Linked DNA regions of Homo sapiens: region 2 is linked to region 1. The links are chromatin contacts, found by Hi-C or POLR2A ChIA-PET in ENCODE. All regions are on one chromosome and are shown on one strand. The core of a region is the stretch at or near the end of the contact, and the rest is flanking DNA. Distances in the headings are between cores, read along the strand shown. Region 1 overlaps PARVA (parvin alpha). Region 2 overlaps PARVA (parvin alpha).

Region 1 (3,261 bases), core at 246-2,745:
TGTAAATTCCATATAGCCAATCCATTCTCACAGAATACTTTTGATACTTTGAGCTCTTGTAGCCATAGCTAACCTATGGTTAGCCATGATTTGATGCGTGGAATTTCATCAGTCCACTAACCTTTTCCCAATAAATTTATTGTCATTAAATCTGACATGTGATCACTAAACTATTTTTCATCTTTGTATCTATTAACCCATTTATGCCGGTGGTTGCAAATTTTTTTGTGAAAAATCAGACCTTGGCGATGACCTTGAGCAGTAGGATATAAATAACTCCCACAAGCTTAGCGTTCCAATAATGGAACACTAGGCATAACTGGGATAAACTGAAACCTCTTTCAGCTTCAGTACTGAGTATAACTTCATTCACCAATGGCATGAGCACCTTCTTTGCTGATCGTATAACAGTTTTAAATACTGGAAGAATATTTTCCTTTTTTTAATGTTATTCATGATATAATGACTACAGACACTTTTAAATTTTACAGACTCCCTTTAAGTTTAATCTGCATCATTGACATTCCTTCATCATTTTCTTAAGTCTAGATAATCAACAGAATGAGAAATCAAACCCTGATTTGCAATGTTGGTTGATTTCCAAGAAGTAAATACCCCCACTAGGGCCAATTTTGTGGTATCCCTGAACATGGAATTGGGAAGAGCAGCACACCATTGTGTAGTAGTACTTCTGCCATATAGATGCAGAACATCATCTCAAGAACGTAGATCATCAATATAAGTGATGAGTTGTGAGTATTACCTTTCTCAGTATAATTTACTTAATTGCAACTTTGTATTTTAAATTTTAATAATAACTGTATTTAACAACTGGCTCCCTGAATCCCTGAAAATTTAACATTTGAGAGCTGGTAGGAGCCAGTTCCAACACACCCATTGCCCTCTTTCCTAACGAGGGTAAAAGTCTCCTCTTTGGGTGAGTGAGTACCTTTCGTCACCTTGCCCCTCCTGGACACACAGGTCTTTGTTGCTCACACTGCCTCCAGCAGAAAACCCACACACAGAGGCTCCTTTCTTTCCTGAATCTCATACCAAGATGCTGTGGGGGGTTTGACATGGATCTTGCCTAAGCCTTATTACTCACATGAATCATGACGTTTAATGCATTTACTAAGACCTTTCCATCTCACCCTTATTTTCCCTTATATCTTAAAAAAAGGAATAAGAAAGAGGGCCCATGCCTGGCTATAATAGAGGATAGTTATAGACATATCACTTGGGCAGCTGTCAAATTAGTTACTCTAAAGTGTTCAAAAGTTCCCTCCTGATCTCACCTCCTAAAAGAAATCCAAACGTGCTTGACAGGGCGGAGAAGTCTAGGACTTTCTTTTCCCTCAACCATGCCACAACAACAAAGAGACACGATTCCTAATCGCAAAAGCACAAGCTTTTGTTTGTGCTAACCAGCAAAGCAAATGTTCGAGAAATTTGACAAAAACAAGCTCCTCCTGGCTCCACCCTCAGCCTTATTTTCCTTTCTTAAGCAATATCCCTTTCACACAGATGTGGACAGAGTGCCAACTGGAAGGCGGGAATAACCTGTCTGCCCCTGCTCCCAGGGCTGACTCACAGCAGTTTATTTTAGCAGTGGTTGATAAATAGCTGATCCCCCAATACCCCTGCCAGTGTTTCCCATCCTGTGTAGGCAGCCTTGTCCCCACTGGGGCCTGCCAGACCCTCCCATAATCTAGCAACAGCAAGTGCTTCCAGACCCTGCTGTGGTATCAGACTGGATAGTGCCTGGATGTTACGCATTGTTACATATCTGTCACCCCTGCGTCCATTCTTTCAATCTTGGCCTTGAGCCACTTAACACCCTGTGCATTCAGCCCCTGCCTGCAATCCAAACCAGGAGGCTCAGGCCCACCACGTGGCTGTGGGACCCATCTGATTTTTGGTTTTTCAATAGAGAAGAACTTAGCAGCTTAGAATGAGGCAAGAGTCTGCAGAACCCAAGGCCCCTTCTCTGAAGTTCTTGCCCCACATTTTCAGTCCTGACATGTTCCCAGATGGCTTCACTCATTCATTCCCACACCCTAGGTCTTTTAAATGGGTTAAAGGACCTGTGTGCTCTCACCTGACCTGAAAGGCCACCTGTCCCATGCTAGGGCCTAACCATCTATTGGACCATCTAAATGCAGACCCTGTGCTCAGCTGGGCCTTATGCCTGTATCTGCATGGCCCTGAGGCCAGTGCCACCATGGGCCCCCCACTCCCTGCCAACTTCCTTCACTCATGTTACTCTTTTTGCCACCATCAACACTTAGCCACACTGCCTTGCTTGCCCTTTGGGACTTTTTTCTCATCTCGTTCTGTGGCTTCTAAATCTAAGCAACCATTTGAATCTAGCAGTTGTTGGAAATTCCCAACTTTCTTACTCTGGCTGCAGCCTTGGTCCTCACAGAGGTGAGGATACTAGTTTACACTGGGGTTGCTTGTCCATTGAATCAGAATCATAAACGAAATGAAACTCCTTTCTCCAAAAGGGAAGAGCTCTGCAAAGGAGCTATAATATGCCCAATATCTGATTATAAAATCAAAATAAAATTCTTTTTACAATTAACGTAAAATTTTTCCTACTTTGCTTTGGGTTGGGAAATTACTACTATAGTTGAGTAGTGACTCTTTTTTCCTCATTTTCTTTCTCACCTGTCTCTTGAAAAATATTGCTCACACATGTTAAAGAATTTATATTAAAAGTGAATTCCAATAAAAGGCCTATTAAATTAGCCTGATTCATTAACTCTTTTTGAAAATAATGTGCATGTTTAGGACAGTAGTATCTTTCAGTTTTTATTTCATGAGATAAATGTGTTGGGAAATGGAGAGAGTACAAATAGATGTGAATGTCATTTTATCTAATTGAAGATGAATGCTGAATTTGGGAGCTGTAGAATTTAGTTTAACTTGCCTTGAAAGAGATTTATGATCATGGGATATGATGCTTTGTCTCCCAATGGCTCTGCCGTTAACCGTTCACCTCTTGTCTTTGTGAATCCAAAGAGGTAACTTGCAAGGTGGATGGGGCAAGAAACAAGGATGTTGAAGTTTGTTTGGCAAGTCAACAGAACCAAACCAAACCAAAAAATAACTGCTTATCTGGGCCTGTGCAAGTTAAAGTAATTTGACAAAGAACCACGTTCTGTCATGTGTACGTTATTTAGGCTCTTGCGTCATTTTTTTCTGTATCAAGATTTTCGAGAATATTTTAAAAAGTGGAGAGCTGTTCTAGCACAGTTG
Region 2 (3,261 bases), core at 239-2,738, 52 kb after region 1:
GTCCTGAAATCAATCACTTCTCCAACGAGCCCTGATTTATTTTATTAGAGAATGGAATTTAGATATCAAGATGTGGGTATATTAGTGGATGTTTTTAACTTGTTGTCTGCAGCATAAATAACCAAACATCTGTACCTAGGTACAGTGCCCTTACGTGGTGGTATTAACTAGGCATGACTGTTCCCAGAAATCCAGCTTCTAATCGTACTGGGGGTTGAGCTTCCTTAATACTGAGTTGTTTGGGCAGCGAGCTGGAGGGGTCTGAGTTTGAGATTAGTAAAGTAACTATGAAACACTAGCACTTAGAAGATGATGGAAATGGCATAGGGGCCTCTCGTAGCCCAGGAGCATACACATCTGACATCAAGAAAAGGATACAGGGCCAGGCGTGGTGGCTCACACCTGTAATCCCAGCACTTTGGGAGACTCAGGCAGGTGGATCATCTGAGGTCAGGAGTTCGAGACCAGCCTGACCAACATGGTGAAACTCCATCTCTTCTAAATACAAAAAATTAGCCGGGCATGGTGGTGCATGCTACTTGCGAGGCTAAGACAGGAGAATCACTTGAACCCAGGAGGCAGAGGTTGCAGCAAGCCGAGATCGTGCCATTGCACTCCAGCCTGGGCAGCAAGAACGAAACCCTGTCTCAAAAAAAAAAAAAAAAGAAAAAGAAAAAAAAAGGACATGGAATCCAGGAAGCCATGTTGATTACATTGTGGAGCAAAGACCCAGAACCTAGAGGCAGAAGTGTGTGAGAAGGTGTGGCAGTGTATTAGTCTGTTCTCACACTGCTCATAAAGATATACCCAAGGCTGGGTAATTTAAAAAGGAAAGCTGGCCGGGTGTGGTGGCTCACGCCTGTAATCCCAACACTTTGGGAGGCCGAGGCAGGTGGATCATGAGGTCAGGAGTTCGAGACCAGCCTGACCAACATGGTGAAACCCCCATCTCTACTAAAAATACAAAAATTAGCCAGGCGTGGTGGTGGGCACCTGCAATCCCAGCTACTTGGGAGGCTGAGGCAGGAGAATCGCTTGAACCCAGGAGGCAGAGGTTGCAGTGAGCCAAGATCATACCATTGCACTCCAGCCTGGGTGACAGAGCAAGTCTCCATCTCAAAAAAAAAAAAAAGGAAAGAGGTTTAATTGACTCACGGTTCCACATGGCTGGTGAGGCCTTGCAATCATGGCTGAAGGCGAATGAAGAACAAAGTCATGTCTTACATGGCGGCAGGCAGAAAAGCTTGTGCAGGGGAACTCCCATTTATAAAACCATCAGATATCGTGAGACTTATTCACTACCCCATGATTCAGTTATGTCCACCTGGCCCCACCCTTGACACATGGGGATTATTACAATTCAAGGTGAGATTTGGGCAAGGACACAGCCAAACCATATTAGGCAGGGACTTCTTGGCAGAGAGTTGTATATGTTTCGTTGCTGTGGTGAAAGCCTGAACAGGTGAGCGTCCTTGAGATGCCATGTGACTTTGGCTGGCAAGGACTGGCTGGGTGTTCTCCAATTGTGAGCTCAATGGGGAGCAATAGCATGCCTGGCTCACCTCTGTGTGGCCACATGCCCCTTGCTCACAGCAGTGTCTGCCTTCCTTGCAGGAAAATCACCCTTCTCACAGGCCCCAGGCATTTCTGGTAGATTCTATCAGAACAGCCTCTCCCTAGTCCTTTCTTAGCTGCCCAACCCAGCTGCCCCATTGCTGCCTGTATTCCCTGGGTCTTCCCACTTGCCCTGGCAGCAGATCTTAGTTTAGGTTTTCCCAAAAGCAGACGCCAAGACAAGGATGTGGGTGGAGGAAGCTTATATAGAAGGTGACCTTAAAACGTACAAATAACTGAGTAGGGCACGTAAGAGGGGAAGAGAGAAATGCCAAACACGAGTATGTTAATCAGAACAGCAGCTCTGTTTCAACCAGGGCTCATAGCTGGGCCCTCTGAGAAACCACGTAACAACACATCTCAGAATCACCCTTCCCAGTGCAAGGTAGCAAGGGCATTTATCCTATGGCTCCTTTCCCCCTGTGGTTGAGGGTGACCTGTGCAGGAAATAAAAACTTCCAGGCTGTGCTCCTGTGGTGACAGAGGAGAGAGCCTTGGGGCCAGAGATGGCCATCAGTGTGCTAGGAGCTGTCTGTAGCTGCAGATGAATGCAGGTGGGCCAAGGAGCTGGGGGAAGGGGCATCGCTGTCATCCAGAGAGACCACAGAGACAGCAACCCCGCTGTGGGGACACTGGCCACTTCTCTGCGCTGTTGATGTTGCTGCCAATAAAATATTAGCTGCCAGCAACGCTGGCCTGCCTCTTCATGACATACACTTCATCCTCTCATGGGAGCAGCCCTAGCCCTTTCCAAACCTCAGAGCAGAGGTTTCCGAACCCCAGAATGAGGAGGAAGTTCCTTCCTACCCCAGCCAAAAAGTCACCTCATTTCTTGTCCAGGATTACCCCCTTCCAGGGTGATTGATGGAAGAAAGAGCCTTAGGTCTCCCAGAATATACTCTTACTCCATGGCATCAATAAGAAGTCACAGAATCATCCAAAGTTGGGACACATTTCCAAATACCTCAGTTATACAGGTATGTCCATGGTCACCTGGTTATATTTACATTCACAACACCTAGGCAGTAGGCATGACTGAGTGAGAGATGGGATAAGCGATTCCAGGAAGATGCCTATACAACATAATTCATCACTTCATTTGAACATGGCCCACTGCCTGCTTCTTATTGAGGTTTCCTGGCTTGGGATGTCTATGTGAATTTCCTTGTGGTATGTTTCATTTGACTGATCCTTATGTTTGAACATGTACATGTGCTGGGAACAGAAAAGGCCTATTTTCAGAGATGAGAGTCATAAGCTTCCAGGGCTCTTCTTTCTGGTTTTCACAGTAACATGTGACTGAAACAGGATATCATTCTTCAGGCTTGAGACCAAAAGTTTCCCTGTGGCAGTAAAGTTCTGCAGGAGGGTGGTTTTGTTTTGGTGTGTGTGTGTGTGTGTGTGTGTGTGTGTGTGTGTGTGTGTGTGGTTTTCTTTTTCCCTGATAGACCCTAAAGAGTGCATTTTACACTGATCTTAATCAGTCAGATAATAATATCCACTAGGCAAAAACCATTTGGTGTGCTATATGCTAACTGCTGAGTTCAGGAATATAAAAGTAAATGTGTCATATGCTGTCTTGTGGAAACTCACAGCCTGGTAGTATACAGGTCTGTAAGAGATCAAGTAGGAGTTTGGGAAAGGTTT

What was found. Hi-C counts contacts between places; a loop is a spot of excess contacts on that map. ChIA-PET counts read pairs that join two places held with the same protein, here RNA polymerase II (POLR2A). Pooled maps may share reads with other maps.
Region 2: a loop to region 1 is called in a map of endothelial cell of hepatic sinusoid, with 6 times the contacts of the local background. The contact joins two enhancer-like sites. A Hi-C loop is called at or near these places in 6 of 168 maps with a recorded cell type or tissue (breast epithelium, endothelial cell of hepatic sinusoid, heart left ventricle and 2 more) and 2 of 50 pooled maps. POLR2A ChIA-PET finds 5 or more read pairs at or near these places in 10 of 52 experiments (AG04450, H1, MCF 10A and 7 more).

The regions. Positions count from the first base shown.
Region 1 is chr11:12,429,521-12,432,781 of GRCh38, forward strand. All of the region lies in intron 1 of PARVA (parvin alpha), which reads left to right. Among named protein-coding and RNA genes, the nearest start is that of PARVA, 54 kb to the left of the region's middle. Within about 2 kb of position 1,496, at least 20 of the 41 ENCODE cell types and tissues checked have a DNase peak (open chromatin) inside an H3K27ac peak, as active enhancers do; they include breast epithelium, where a contact is called at or near this core.
Region 2 is chr11:12,481,508-12,484,768 of GRCh38, forward strand. The region is part of intron 4 of PARVA (parvin alpha); the gene reads left to right. Among named protein-coding and RNA genes, the nearest start is that of PARVA, 110 kb to the left of the region's middle. Within about 2 kb of position 1,489, at least 4 of the 41 ENCODE cell types and tissues checked have a DNase peak (open chromatin) inside an H3K27ac peak, as active enhancers do; they include breast epithelium, where a contact is called at or near this core.